Regions from separate parts of the Mus musculus genome. Here region 2 is linked to region 1. Evidence: chromatin loops called from intact Hi-C (ENCODE). Cell type or tissue: left cerebral cortex. All regions are shown on one strand.

What was found. A loop is a pair of places that touch in the nucleus more often than their neighbours do. Peaks named below come from ENCODE experiments on the same cell type or tissue, not always from the same donor. Only the 100,000 strongest peaks of a DNase experiment are listed, where the experiment ranks them.
Region 2: it touches region 1 in a loop (4-fold over the local background); 23 of 42 quality-filtered maps call a loop at or near these places.

The regions. Positions count from the first base shown.
Region 1 is chr2:3,348,135-3,356,134 of GRCm38, reverse strand. It overlaps Olah (oleoyl-ACP hydrolase), which reads left to right. Exons shown (of 8, transcript NM_145921.1): 4 at 7,756-7,894. Among named protein-coding and RNA genes, the nearest start is that of Olah, 14 kb to the left of the region's middle. In left cerebral cortex, a CTCF peak has its summit at 7,035; a DNase peak (open chromatin) is centred at 7,023.
Region 2 is chr2:3,402,375-3,410,374 of GRCm38, reverse strand. It overlaps Meig1 (meiosis expressed gene 1), which reads left to right. Exons shown (of 3, transcript NM_001355207.1): 3 at 1,052-1,332. The coding sequence ends at 1,180. Gm39750 (a long non-coding RNA gene) reads left to right here and starts at 1,838. Exons shown (of 3, transcript XR_865936.1): 1 at 1,838-2,756; 2 at 4,346-4,537; 3 at 6,068-6,459. In left cerebral cortex, no CTCF peak of the experiment used is centred here; a DNase peak (open chromatin) is centred at 4,193.

The DNA of each region.
Region 1 (8,000 bases):
CACACGCACGCGCACACACGCACACACACACACACACACACACACACACACACACACGCATGCGCACAGAGACACCCATGCATACGCACATGCATGCACAATTCTGCATTGTATTAAACCACTGATGCAGCATAAATAGAGGAGGAAACTGGACTTCCCACAGACTCACGTACTTCCCCTCCTTCTGAGTAAGTCCTCATGTCCTCAGCTGCTCATCTGTGTGCAGCTGCATAATTCATCCTGTGTTTCCTTTTTAAAAAAATACATGTTGATCTACTACACACTTTTTTCTTCCTAAGTAACTTACTTTTCACATTGTCATACAAGTTTATTTTGTATGTCATGCATATTCTTTTTTATATCCTCGATCCTTCTTTTTCTGCCCTCATTGGTCACTTCTGTCCTGGTTGGCAATTTTACTTCTGCTTTCTAGTCATGTATATATGACTTTATGTATCTGTATAAAACAAAGGTTAGCTTCATTCATTTAATATGATTATCTCTAGTTATATCCATTTTTCCAAACACTATGACTTCCTCCTTTATGGCTGAAAATGTTTCCATGGCGTGAAGAGACCACGTTTGATTATCTGTTCGTTTGGTGAACACTTAGAATCCCCATGCGTTGTGATTGGTGCCAAAAAATACATTGCTGTGTGAATATCTCTGTGATGGGTAAACTTGGAGCCCATTAGGTAAATATAGGAGAGTGGAATGGCTGGACCACATTTGCACAGACGGTGGGATGTAAACTAGTCTTGTCAGTTCAGAAATCAGCAAGGACTTGTTAGAAAGTCCTTAATGGCCGCAAGCAGAAGATGGTCACAGGGAATCACTAGACAAATTATCAGGCAATTCACATATTACATTTTGACATGTTTAGTTTTTTTAAAAAATATTTTTGACTAGGAACTCTAATTTTTATTTCAAATGTAACTTTCAGAAGACCTTTTTATCTTTAATGCGTATAAGTGTTTGCCTGCATGTATGTATGTACACCATGTGCATACAGTTCTCATGGAACCTAAAAGAGGGCATCAGGTCTCTGGAAGCAGAGTTACAGACTGTTGTGAGCCACAATGTGGTGTTAGGAACTAAACCTGGGTCGTCTGCAAGAGCAGCAAGTGCTTTTGACTGTAAGTCATCTCTCCTGCTCCAGAGAATAAAAGCTGCAGAAGCAGTGCGGTGTGTCCTCTTAGCTCCTCACCTTGTTCCCCCACTTCTGAACAGTGTGTACTATTATTACAGTACTTCCATTACAACTAATGAGCTAACATGCAAACATCACTGTAACTAAATGCCATGGTCAGGTGAGTTCAGATTTGATTGGCTTCCCCTGTGGTGGTTTAAATGACAGATGTTCCCATAGACTGGAGCACTTGAACACTTGGTCCGAAGTTGGTTGGCACTGTTGGGGGAAGTATAGGAGGTGTGGCCTTGCTGAGCGGAACAAGGCACTGGATGTGGGGTTTGAGAGTTTAAAGCCTAGGCTACCTTCCACATTGCTATCCCTGCTTCAAGCTTACAGTTAAAAATGTCATCTCAGCTTCCTGCCATGCTTCCTCGCCATGGTGGATTCTTATTCCTCGAGAACTGTAAACCATGATAAACTCCCTCTTCCATAAGTCATGTTTCCTCGTGGCATTTTATCACAGAATCAGAGAGCAGCAAATACCGCCCGCCATGTTCTCTTTCTGTCTCATACAGGCTACCGCATTACTTAGCTCTCACCCCTCCTCAGCCATCTTTAGTCTATGGCCAGCCCTCAGGGGTCCCTTGTTTTTGATTATCTTGACAGATCTCAAAAGATCGAGCTGGTTTTGAACTTAGGATTATTTTGCTTCCATTGCCCAAGGCCCTAGGCAAGTTTTGACCAGTTCCAGTTGCATGTTTTGTAGAATGTCTTGTGTTTGGGTTTTTCTGACGTTATTTTAATAGACTAAGACTGTAGGATTTTTAGAAAGAAGGACACTCTTATTGCTCTTTAGTGAATGCACTTGGGCTGACAAGGACTATTACAGGTGGTATGAACTTGATTGCTCAGCACGGAGACTCTGAAAAGTTACTTTCCCTCATCTTTCCATGCTCTTTGGAGAAAAAGACACTAAAGATAAGGAGTTAAATTCTACTATTTTATTTTATTTAAAAAAAATAAAAAGGGGTCTTGCTATGTAGCCTAGACTGGCCTCAAACTCAAGATCTTCTTCTTTCAGTCTCCCAAGTACTTGGGTCATAGGGATACACTGCTGTGCCCACCTAAGCTCTGTCTCTTTAAAGATGGGGTAGCCATATAAATTATTTAAAGCTTTACTTAAAAACAAAAACAAAAACGAAAGATGAGCTAGCATCCAAACATTACTGATAACTAAATGCTATCTATGGTCAGGCGTGATTAGTTACTTGCAAGATAGTCTTCCTAGGTGGCCAGATCGCTTCCAATTTGTGGTCCTCCTGTCTCAGATTCCTGTGTTTGGGTATCACAGGAGTTTCACCATACTTCTGAGAAAACACAAAACAAATTCATTTAAAGATCCTTAATGTAGCTTTCTAATGCAGCTAATGTGTCCTCTCTCCCTCTCCCTCTCCCCTCTCCTCTCTCCCCTCTCCCTCTCCCCTCTCCCCTGTCCCCTCTCCCTCTCCCTCTCCTTCCCTCCCTTAAGGTGAGTTATCTTCATAATCTGACCTGCTTTTCTTGGCTTAAGTTTTACAAATTAATAGTTTCTCAAATGAATGGCAGATGAATTATTTACTGTTATAAATTCAGGCTTATCCCAAATCATAAAACTGGTTCTAACAAGCTGGAAAGTCTTGGAAAATGACATATTGGCTCTCAGTCTTCACTGTCTGAACTGCCTCAGGAGGTGTTTGGCCTAGACTTCTTTTCCATGATCATTACCACCTCCACTATTCTCCAGTTTATAGCAACTGCATGTGATGCATTTGAAAATCAGTTCTCTTAAACCACAGCTATGTTCTCCAGAATACACTGATGTGTAACCAATAGAGAGATCTTCATTATAACAATTTCTTAAAAAAGATTTATTTATTTTATTTACATGAGTACACTGTAGCTATCTTCAGACACACCAGAAGAGGGCATCAGATCCCATTACAGATGGTTGTGAATCACCATGTGGCTGCTGGGAATTGAACTCAGGACCTCTTGATGAGCAGTCAGAGCCATCTCTCCAGCCCATTAAAACAACTTTTAAGTGGCAATGAATAAACAAACAAAAACACCCATACAGGGCTGGAAAGACTAAGTGGTTAAGAGCCCTGCTGCAGTCAATCTGTGTCTGGTTCTGTGAGATCCGGCGCCCTCTCCTGGCCTCCACACAGACCTGCACTCATGTGCACATGCCCAGCTACACACACACACACACACACACACACACACACACACACCCTAGCATTACCCAATATTTTCCCATCCTTGTTTTTTAAAACTCTATGGCTTATTTTGTCTTTCCCTTTTCATCCAACAGTGAACAGCTTGTTTGGAAGTGAGCAATGATGTGTTTGTTTGTTTGTTTGTTTGTTTGGTCTGTCTGTCTGTCTGTCTGTCTGTCTGTCTGTCTGTCTGTTAAACTGGCTAGAGGAGCTTTAGAAGCATAGTGATGCTCACACTGGTGGTTCCCAGATAGTTTGCTTTGTTCTCAGAGACTGGTGATTCTGCCTTTACTGTGTAGAATTGTCTGTGACTTTTCCTTTAACCATTATCAGTGTTCACAGATATTCTGTGACTGCTAGCGTGATATGTGCATTCTCTGTATCGAGTGTGAATTTTACTATATAGCTATAAGATCTACATCATCAAGTTTGTCTTTTTCTCCATTTGGCGTGCGAAATCTTTCTTAATAGTGTTATCATCTCTCTCTCTCTCTCTCTCTCTCTCTTTTCTTTTTTTCTTTTTTTTTTTTACATCTTACACACACTGTGTTTCCATTTTACAGAAGGAAATGTAGTGAATAGACATTTGTAACTGGGGCTGTTTATTAACTGAGAATCTTGGTGGCTTGTGACTTTCTCTGGAAAGATTTCAGTAAATGTCTTTTTGTTCAAGATTTGTCAGACCACCACAGAACTCCACTCAATCCTAACATAATGTGCTAGTGAGTTGTTTTGGGGGGGGTGTTATTTACAAGACTCTGAGTGAGAGGATCCTTGCCAGATTATGAATGACTCAAAGGTCAACACATTCCCAGGTGCTCATCCCAGCATAGACTATAGCTTGTGATAGCTGCATCTCTGGCGCTCCCTGTGTGGCTTACAGGCAACTCTTTTAGTTCAAAAGTCTCTTCTCTCCAGCAATGGGAAATGGTTATATAATCTTTGGGAAAGGCCATGTAAGTTTAAGGAACTTTCTGAGACTTGTGAATTGCTGACCTTTTTAGCCATGAAAGTTCCATTGACTTCCTTAGACTTAAGGAGCCCCACGATGTTCCTATCCAGGATGGAACATTTCAGTTTAAAGGCAATTGCTATGTAGCATTCAGCCTTTAGAACCACTAAGAGTCCATTTCAGAAATGTTTGAAGCTTCTGTCTCCAAAGGTACCTTGTCAGATGTTAAATACAACCTGTGATTTTTTTCTTGTTTTCACCTGTTCCAGTTTGCTTCCTGTTGCTGTGATAAACACAGTGACCAAAGACAACTTGAAGAGAAAAGGGTTTGTGTTAGCATACAGGAGTCTATAGTCTATCACTGAGGGAAGCCAAGACAGGTATTTTAAGCAGAAACTTATGGAGCTCTTCTAAGGCCCATGTTTAGCTACCTTTCTTCTATACCCCAGGCTCATCTGCCTAAGAATGGAACTGCCCAGAGTGGGCTGAATCGTTCTATGCTAATTAGCAATCAAGAAAATGTTTCTCTGCGCAGTGGTGGCATACGCCTTTAATCCCAGCACTTGGGAGGCAGAGGTGGGTGGATTTCTGAGTTCATGGCCAGTCTGGGCTAGAGTGAGTACCAAGACAGACAGGATTACACAGAGAAACCGTGTCTCAGAAAAAAGAAAGGAAGGAAGGAAGGAAGGAAGGAAGGAAGGAAAGGAAGGAAGGAAGGAAGGAAAGGAAGGAAGGAAGGAAGGAAGGAAGGAAGGAAACAAGGAAGGAAGGAAGGAAGAGGAAGAAAGAAAAGAAAGAAAGAAAAGAAAAGAAAAGAAAAGAGAAAAGAAAAGAAAAGAAAAGAAAAGAAAATGTTTCATTGAAATGCCCCATAGGGCAGTCTGATGAAAGTCATGACTCAGATTATTCTTTCTAGGTGTGTCAAGTTGACAACCAAAATTTGCCATCACACCATATTTTGGTAGAGCTTTCCCAATCTTTTATGAATCCCTTGGTGTTCCCTGAAACTCTTCTATTACAACATAGAACTTGGTTTTGTGGCATGCCACCATCTAAATGTCTTTTCTCAAAACCGTAACCACCCCCAAATAAAGAAAGAATGAAAAAGAACAGGAGCCCTTCGTTTAGTACAGTACTTTAGACTAGACAAATCTCTGCATCTGTAGAGCCATTCTCACAGAGGACATAGGTTACTACTGTCTGTACCCTCTTGAGCCCCTGCCAAGATTTGATTTGCTGTTGTCTTGTTTCAAATTTGTCAGCAAGCCCAATACCACCCTGATTGGTTCTCTCTTATAAACGATGTATTCATTTGAAGTTTTAAATATTTTCTATCTTTAATTCTCAAATGTGCTCTCTCTCTCTCTCTCTCTCTCTCTCTCTCTCTCTCTCTCTCTCTCTCTCTCTCTGTGTGTGTGTGTGTGTGTGTGTGTTTAGGCCAGAAGTCAACCTCTGGGTTATCCCTCAGAAACTGTCTGCCTCTTTTCTCAGGGTCCCTCACCAGGACCTCAAGCTCACTGATAATGCTAGGCTGGTTGGTATACAGCGAGTCCCATGGACTCTCGCTTCCTGCCTCCCTAGCACAACACATCAAGCACCTTGCTAACTGAACTATATCCCTAGCTCCTAGATTCTAATGTTTTAACTTAATTATCATGAGTCAGTTTTCCCAGTCACTAGAAACCTGATTTTGGATGAGATGCAGTTATTGAAGAAGGCTCATTTTGTTTGTTTTAACTTTTAATACTATTTGGGGGTGGTGGATGCAGAGCCTATGTGGAGGTCAGAGAACACCTTTCAGGAGTCATCACAGTCAAGTCATCAGACAGAAGGGGCCCTTACCCTCTGAGCATCTGAGTTCTTTCACAGGGAAGTTCTCTTACTTTTCTTAGATGTTTTCTGATTGTTGTTGTTTAAGGTTTCTTTTCTGTTTTTATTTTTTGAATGTTAGTGTTTTATCTGGGCACCATGTCTGTGAGATGCCGGTGGAGAGCTGAAGAAGTTGTTGGACAGGAGTTACTGATGGTTGTGAGCCATTGTGTGGGTGCTGGGAATCCAGGCAGCCAGCGCTCCAGGCCCTTTGCAGCCTTGTTTTCTTTTCCGAGTCCTTTCCTTTCTCTTTTCTGGGTCCATACATACTTTGCCCTGTTTATCACAGGGAGAGGTTAGGTTTGGTTTTTTTTTTTTCAGTTTTGAAATAACTTTTGTATTTTTATTCATTTTATTTCCTGGCAGTCTTCATCCAATCATTTGGATGTTTCTAGTCAGAATTTTATTCTATCTTGTTTTTTTTTTAAAGATTTTATTCATTATTTATTTATTATTTCATTGTCATTGTCTTCAGACCCACCAGAAGAGGCCATCAGATCCCATTACGGATGGTTGTGAGCCACCATGTGGTTGCTGGGATTTGAACTCGGGACCTCTGGAAGAGCAGTCGGTGCTCTTAACCACTGAGCCATCTCTCCAGCCCCTAGTCAGAACTTTAAATTTCCAGATTACTGTGATTATTTTTTCATTTCTTTTTGGAGTTAATTTGCTTTGGGGCATTGCTCCCCTGTCCCTCCTGCCTCCTCCATGAGAGCTTTATTGAGTATTTTCACTGGCCAGAGACTCTGATCTGCCACTTCTGCATCCTCGGGATGGAACCAGTTGCTAGCTCCGTTTCTTAGTTCAGGAGTGTCCTCTTGTGTTGATACAGTGAAGTGCAGTTTAGAGAAAACATTGGCACCTTGTTTCTGTAGGTTGCTGGTTCTATAGTCTTCTTAATGGTTTGATATTTCGTTTCTATAGAATTTCTGCCCCAGCCATTTCTTTCTTCTGACATTTTACCCTTATAAGGAAGGTGTCTTCTTGGAAGTGTCTTCTCAGCTTGCCTCTGTCCCCTCAAGAATTCTAAATCCTTTACTTATGGCTCCCCCAGTACTTACTGCAGACCTCAAATTGTCCATTCACTAAAAGAAGAAAGCCCTATGATTTGTGTACGAGTGGATCTTAAAGACATTATTGTTATACTTTTGTTTACTTGAGATGGAGCCTGTTTAGTTTGATTTCTGTTTATGTGATAAAACACATGACCCAAAGCAACTGAGGGGGCGGGAGAGTTTATCTGGCTTACACTTTCTGATCACAGACCACTGTTGAACAAAGTCAGAGCAGGAAGTGAAACAGGGATGTAGCATCTGATGCTCTCATAGATGTCAGAAGTGTGTCTCTTACTGGACCCCAGATCCAATCCAGCTGACAAGCAAGCTTGGCCTCACAGACCCCATGCCAAGTTAGAGCACTACGATTTGCTTCTTTGAAATTGGTCGCATTGTGTAATATAGGGCTAAGGCTTTTCCATCCATTTGTCTGAGTTAACCTGTTAACCATCTTCTCTGTTTGTGTGTAACCTGTCTGTTAACTTCCAGTGCATGCTGTAAGACTGGCTGGGAGAGAAACCCGATTTGAAGAACCTTTCTCAAATGACATCTACCAGATAGCTGAGGAAGTTGTGACTGCCCTGTTGCCCATCATCCGTGACAAAGCTTTTGCATTTTTTGGCCACAGGTATTTAGATCTTGTAAGCAACCTGCGTGAGTCTTAGGATAGGTGCTCAATGCTAAAGCACTCTCCTAGTACACTTAGGCAAGTTCCTACTTTGTGTTTTTGAGAC
Region 2 (8,000 bases), 54 kb before region 1:
CATGCGAGAACCTGCCCTGCCCTGGGTTCTATTCCCAGCATCACATAAACTAGGCATGTCGGTCAATGTCTTATAATCCCCTGGCAGAGGCAAGAAGGTCAGGAGTTCAAGATCATCCTTGAGCGGTGTGGCACCAACAGCAAATTCCATGAAACACCGAAACAAACCCACACAGCACAGCCACCACACATCGACCTGGCTGAGAAAGCAGAACACTGAAACTGGAGAAAAAGTAAAGCGAACATACAAATCACGGCACGTGAGAGATCAAACACACAGAGAAACACAACAAAGAGTAGCAGGGAGAAGAAAGGGGTTGTTCAAGACTGTATTTATGGTTTCAAGTGTCCATCAATAATTGGGCTCAGTGTTGAACTTGAAGCTTGGTTGGAAGTGCATTGCTGCCTCTTCAAGGAGAGTACCTTCCTCTAGTCCAGTGGCTCTCAACCTTGCTAACGCTGAGACCCTTTAAAAGTTCCTCATGCTGTGGTGACTCCAAGCATAAAATTATTTTCATTGCTACTTAATAACTATAATTTTGCTGTTATGGGTTGTGATGTAAATATAGATGTTCAGGATATCTGACATGTGACCCCCTGTGAAAGGGGTCCCGACCCACAGGCAGAGAGCCACTGATTTAGTCCCTGCCTCTGAAGCCTGTGATCGACATAGGTGTTTGAGCAAGGGCCCTGGACTCCTCCCAGTGTCTCCTTGGGTTTGTTATTTTAGAAATGACAGTGTTTTGAATCACTTAGAAACATAAGAACAATGAATTTTGATTTATTTGTCACATGTCCTCAGTCTTGGCTATAACGTAGACACTAAAACCTTAAATCTCGACTCTAGAGAGAAGCACTCAATTTAGTACGAGCTCTCCAGATTAAGTTGGAAACTGAGTTTGTGTTACGCGTGTACTCCACGCTCCAAGAGGGCAAGGACTTTAAAACTTAATCTCGGATTTTAATTTTTGATGCAAATTGTCAGACGGTGAAACGTGACGTAAAATCATACTAGCGTGGAATTCATCGGTCCTCTCCTCCTCCCGGTGCAGGTCGACCGATGGCCAGAGACAGGGTACGTGAAGAAACTTCAGCGGAGGGACAATACTTTCTTCTACTACAACAAAGAGAGGGAGTGCGAGGACAAGGAGGTCCACAAAGTGAAGGTTTACGTCTACTGACCTTTTCCTTTCTTCGGCTTGGCAATGCTCCTTTAAGAATTGGTTGTTTACATTCTTCCATCGTGTAAATGTCATTTTACAAAACAATTCACAATTCTGTCTTTAATTCATGGTGTCTTACACAACATAAACACCCACCTTGAAACCTTGAATTGTCCAGTTATCTTGTCTAGTTGTGAAATGCAATTACTGAGAACCTTAGGATCTGGCCCTCCCCTCCACCTCCTGCGGAGCACATTGGTGACTCTCTTGGGAAACCAGCCGCTTAGAAGCAGCTTGGAATTAGGACTGTATTTCCTTAGAGCACATTTGTGCTCCAGGCAGCACCCCCCTCCTGGCATTTCCCTGCCTACAACAGTACTTGCATTTTTTGGCCTGGTGGTTTTGGTTTTGCCTCTCAGGTCCTTTGCCTCTTGCTGGACATACTGGAAATACAAAGAATGTCATTTTACATTGCAAGAATGAGGCACACCCTGGAGGAGCCTTCTACAAATGTAGAAAGCATGCATGTCGCTGTGTGTGTGTGTCTGTGTGTTCTGTGTGTCTGTGCGTCTGTGTGTATAGGATTAGCCCCCAGCAACACAAGAAGATAGACAGGACCTCCCCCCCCCCCCCCCCCCACACACACACGCACAGAGAGCCAAAGAGCCAGAGAGAGTAAAACACTTTTAAAGTTAACATGTAATGATGCATTTACCAGTTCTGGGGATAAAATACAAGACCTCACAAATTGTAGCCAATCACTCTCCCGCCAAGCTATAGCCCTGGCGTTGGCTTAGTCAGTAGGCTAGGTAGTCCTGAAACAGGGTCTCCCTGTGCTCCCCGAGCTGTCTCTGAACTCATGATCCTCTTGCTTCACCCTTCCCCTCCCCCACAAGCTCTGGGTTACACTACAATTTCTAACCCATAGGTTCTCAGCAGTTAGGCCTGAAGGTTTGTGCTGATGGCACCCAGTAAGCATCCTGTCACATGCTTTCAGCTGAATTATGTATATCCAAATTCATCTAAACCCCGCTCCACCCCCTCAGCACCTGTGCGTGTGATGGAAACTGGAGTAAGGTCTTCAGGGGAGAAATCAAGTTAAAGCGAGATCATTTAATGAGTGGGCCCTGGCACTGCTATCATTGAGGTCTGAAGACAAAGAAATCTAGGGAGGAAGTCACAGGATCAACGGAGAGACAAGTTGGAGTGAAGAAATCTCGAGTGAAGGTCAATCATACATTGCCAGCAAACAGAAATAACAGGGAGTGGGCGGGAATTGTTGCTCAGATCATTGAGAATGAGCCTGGCTCTCCAGACACACTGACTGGATGACCCACCAGCTTCCAGAGCGTGGAGAAGACGTTCTCTGCTGTGGAAGCTGTTTGATTTGTGGTATTTGCTCACAGTGACCCTAGGAAATTACATCACCCACGTCATCCAAAAGGAGGAAGGTTTGTTCTGGTTCATAGTTTACAGGATTTTGTTTTGAGGTTAAATGGCTTCATTGCTTCTGGGCAGGACCATGGGGATCATGGATGGAGCAACACAGTTCACCTTGTAACAACTGGGAAGCCGGGAAAGAGCAAAGGACAAGGTGACTTTCTCCCAATAATGCCATCATAGTATGTATGACTCCATGATGAATGGGATCACTTCATTGACTAGGCAGAACCTTTAGGATCCACTTTTTAAAATCCCACCAGGAGACAACGGAACCCCGTGCATAAAAATCTGTGAGGGATTTCATATTCAAACTATAATTTTTATCTAGTGCTGGCAGCAGATGTAAGACACCTCATCTTACCCTTAAGTAAGAACGACAAAAATCCTCTGACCACAGATATTTGATTACTTGGTTTCCAGTTGATAGCACCATTTGGGGGAAATTATAAAAACGTTAGGCAGTGAAACCTTGCTGGAGGATGCAAATCACGGGCTTTGCGAGCTTATAGCCTTGCCCAACTTCCAGTTACCTCCTCTCTGTTTGCTTTGAAGACTCGATCTTGTAGCTTCCTGCTCCGAATTTCCGTTGCCACTCCTCCTTCCATCCTTGGGAACTCCTCCTCTGAACCATAATCAGAAATAAATTCCACAAGTTCCTTTTGCTTATGGTATTTTACCACAACAATGGAAATGTAACAAATGCAGACTAATGTATGCGTAAAGGAACTAATGAATAGTGATGTAGTGCTGTGGATTCAACTTCTGACCTGAGGTTAGAATCACTCAGGCAGCCTTTAACCAGGATTATTTAACTTGCAGAAAACCAACTCTGTTTACAGGTCAACTTTCTAGACACCTAAAGTAAATCTGAGAAAACACTAATTCCATTCTCTCTCTCTCTCTCTCTCTCTCTCTCTCTCTCTCTCTCTCTTTCTCTTCTCTCTCCTCTCTCTCCTCTCTCTCTCCTCTCCATATCTTTTCAGTCTGCTGTTTGGTTTTACCACACTGACAGTTGAGTATAGGAAAGTTGGGGCTTTTGTTTTCATGCTTGTTGCACGATGGAGCTGACCAGTTAATGGCTTCACTCCCTGCTCTTCCAATAGGTGCCTTTTTTTTTTTTTTTTTTTGGTCCATGCTACACAGTTCATTTTTGGACACCATGATGCCCATCCCAATCAGCTTGGGATGGAGTGCCAGGCTCCAAGGTAAAGGGGTGGGGGGAACAACCGTTCTCTGACCTCGTGTCCTAAGATGTTCTCTGCAAGAGTGCTCGTATGAGGCTTCCACCTACTCTGTGAAATAGGCCAGAATACATTGGTGCCTTCCCCAACAGGCCCCAGAAATCCATGGGCCCCATTGTCACAGGAAAAACTAGAGTCAGAATTAGTTTAGTTAGGTGACTCTAAGATCTCCCCCCCAGCTTGCATCCTGATCACGGAATTTATTCCGGTATCATCTCTTATTCCTTATTTCTCCTTGGCTTCTGTCTGCCTGGCTATCAACTATTCTAAGGCTTCAGAAACCTTCGAGTCTATGTTTCAAAAGAGCAAAGAAAGGATGAGGAAGACTCTGTGGGTGTTTGGATGTTTTATTTAGTTCTTGGCCATGGCTGCTGGAAAGGAAAGGATCCACACAGCACTTACAATGCAGTCACAGGCATAATCAGAATGAGGAGGCTTTCAATACTCCAGGCTGTATTAACTAAGTTCAAATGGTCATTCTCTGCCTCTTATCTCTTAGCCTCCTTCTCCATATCACCATCTTCAAAGAAAGGAAGCGGCCAGCAATCTATTTCCCACATGGGCATCAATTACTACAGTCAGAGACCTTTACAAGGACAAGGTCTCCACGACTACTTCAGACACGGACATGTGTCCCATGTTTCCCTTCAAAGGTTGATGCCTCTTGTGCGTCTCTGACACAAGGCACCAGGTATGTTGCTGTGTTACTAGATACCACAGCAATTGTAATTCCTCACACTAGAAAAGCAAGGTTAAATCAGTTGTGACAGACAGGAAAAGATTACCTCAGGGAGGTGTGACTGTCATAATATTGTATATATCTCTTTAAGAATAATTCCCTCCAACATGCCTAAATCCTGATAGACCATTTTCACAACATATTAGAGGGCAGTTAACATCATATCTAATCCCCCCCTCCCCTCAGGGAGCTGATATGGTGAACTATCAAGGGCTGGTTTAAACCTCCAGGGACAATCAGGCATTCGGTGTCTAGTATTTATTTATTTATTTTGGTTTTTTTGAGACAGGGTTTCTCTGTGTAGCCCTAGCTGTCCTGGAACTCACCCTATAGACCAGGCTAGCCTCAAACTCAGAAATCTACCTGCCTCTGCCTCCCAAGTGCTGGGATTAAAGGCATGCACCACCTCTGCCCAGCTCTGTGTCTAGTATTATATTGGCTGTATTCATACATGATGAATTGCAGTCGTGTCTCTGCCCTTGCTTGAGGAACCTGTCCGTTTTGACTTGTAGTTTTGGAATTGCAGTTGGGTGGTTGTGGAGTTGCTATTAGCTTGTCTTGTTGAAGGCTTTCAGTTAAGACATCTCAAGGCTTGGTTCACTCTTCATACAGTGTGCACAGGTCTGTAAAGCCTGCTTTAGGAATTCGCAACTGAATGAGCCCTGCTCCTGCATGATTATACAGCAGTTCCATAGTATGTCTTGGTCACAGGCCCACTGTCATCCCTCATGACTTGTGAAATGAGTCCTTTGGTAACTTTCTATTATGGGGGGGTGGTCTATACATCAAGTTCAACCTAGTGAGTTCTGACTTTCTTTAAGGTAGTTCTAGCGTGCTGACCTTTCTCTTAGCTTAAAGGACTGGTGTGATCTTATCTGCTACCACTGCACGGGCATATTTCCTGTCTTAAAGTCACTCTCTATAACTCCCAAGCACTTTGGGTACCACTGAGCACACACTGCTGACAAGAGTGAGTACTGTCTGTCATGCTGAAGTGAGCCCCTGGTGCAGAGCACTGGCCCACATATTTCTCTAGCTTCCGTGTTAGATTCAGCATTGCAGCCAGAAGGCAATATACACCTTCAGCTGGGCTTTTTCAAGCCATTGGATCCTCCAGCCAAGCCAAGCAGCAGGGCCACTTTTAGGTGATTATAAAGACTGGTGAGCAACAGAATCTAACACAAGTTGTTTGTGTTATCTCATGAAGTTTCCACAAACCTTGCCCCCACAGAGTGTAACTATTAAGGGACCCACTGTTGAGTCTGCTACCAAGGAACCTACAGTATAGGGCTCTTGAAAATGACCCAACTATCAATGCATTGAATTAATTAGGGTCTTCTTCCCTTGTTACTAGGATCCATACGGATTGGGATTTGGCTCAGTGATTGCTGTGGCCCTAAATCTCAGCATCGCAGAAGTTCTCTGTCTTTGGAAGGTAGATTTCTGCCCTCTATTTTAACGGGTTTTTCTCTTCACCTACAGGTGTGTCCAGTCTGGTAGTTCACAGAGAACTCCACCACATGTTATGCCCTCATATGTAATGGAACCCAAAATTGTTACTGTTCTCTACTGAGGAGGAAGTATTATCCACCTCTCATAGCAGTTACTCTCTCCATTTGACTGAGGTACTCATATGGGCAGTACCTATCCATGGATGAGTTTGCATTTGGTGTATCCAATCTTCAAGATAGTCTGGTCCTTCTTTGCATACAAATTGCACACTGGTGATCCTCCTGCTTCTGCCTCCTCCAGCAAATCCTGTGCACCACCTTGAGTTCCAAACAAGATAAGTGTTGACTTTAGAGTGTATCCATGCAGTCTTTGGATTGTTTGTTTGTTTGTTTGTTTGTTTTTCTATTGGCTATTTTATTTATTTACATTTCAAATGTTATCCCCTTTCGCAGTTTTCCCTCCACAACCCCCCTATTCTATCTCCCCCCTGCTTCTATGAGGGTGTTCCCCACCCACCCACTCCTGCCTCCTACCTCCCCAAGGGCCTCTCTTCCCATTGATGCCAGATAAGGCCATCCTCTGCTACATATGCAGCTGGAGCCATGGGTCCCACCATGTGTACTCTTTGGTTGGTGGGTGGTTTAGTCCCTGGGATCTCTGGGAGTCTGGTTGGTTGATACTGTTGTTCTTCTATGGGGTTGCAAACCCTTTCAGCTCCTTCAGTCACTTCCCCAACTCTTCCATTGGGGTCCCCATGCTCAGCCCAATGGATGACTGCGAGCATCCGCCTCTGTATTTGTCAGGCATTGGCAGAGCCTCTCAGGAGACAGCTATATCAGGCTCCTGTCTGCAAGTACTTCTTGGCATCTGCAATAGTATCTGAGTTTGATGTCTGTATATGGGATGGATCCCCAGGTGGGACAGTCTCTGGATGGCCTTTCCTTCAGTCTCTGCTCCACACTTTGTCCCCAGATTTCCTTTAGACAGGAGCAATTCTGGGTTAAAAAATTTGGAGATGAGTGGGTGGCCCCATCCCCTACACAGGGGCCTTGAGTAACCTCTGGATATGGTCTTGACAGGTTCCCCTCCCCTTTGTTGGGCATTTCAGATAATCTCATGCCCCGTTGAGTCCTGGAAGCCTCTTGCTTTCCTGGCATCTGGGACTTTCCGGTGCCAGTTCCTCAACCCTCCATTGCTACACATCTCTGTTCAAATTCCTAACCCTCTGTATGTCATCCCACCTCCTCCCAGACCTAATCCTGCCCCCCTTTTGTCCCCTTCCCCTCCTCTCTTCCTCCCAAGTCCCTCCAATCCTCTACCTCCTGTGAGTATGATTGGGCTATTTTGACATTCATTTTGTTAGAGAAAGATTTTTTAAAAAAAGCATTTCCAATTACAAAAATAACCCAATAAACAAACAAACAAACAAACAAAAAAACAAATTGCAAACTGGAAGTGCTCAGAGAAACTTTGAATAACTATGAATTGGGTCAGTTTCATCAAAACTAGAAAAGTAAAACCTTAGCTTTTCTTTTTCCAAGTAAGTTTATGCAGCTGTCTTGCTTGGAGATACATCCCAAGGAAACAGCCTTCCAACTTGGACCCTTATGTCTGGGACTGCCTCTCCACACCTTCCCAGAGTTCTCATGGTATAGAGTATATTTATGACCTTATATGGGGCCTTAGTGTGTACCATTTCCCACATCTTACTGAGAAGAAAGACACTCAGGGAAAGTTGTTCCTTGTGTGGTTCCTGCAGGGTAAGAAAGTGTTAACAATGAGAGGATTTGGCAACTCAGCCACCTTGTTTAAAATGTGAACCAGTGGAAGCTTATTCTTGGGAAAAGCAAAGACCAAAACCAAAGCAGGAGAGGCAATTTTAGGTAAGCTGTGCTTTGGGCAGGGGAAATGACTCCATTCTCCTGCGAGTACATGGCTCTCCATGCGTTAGTTCAGGATTCAG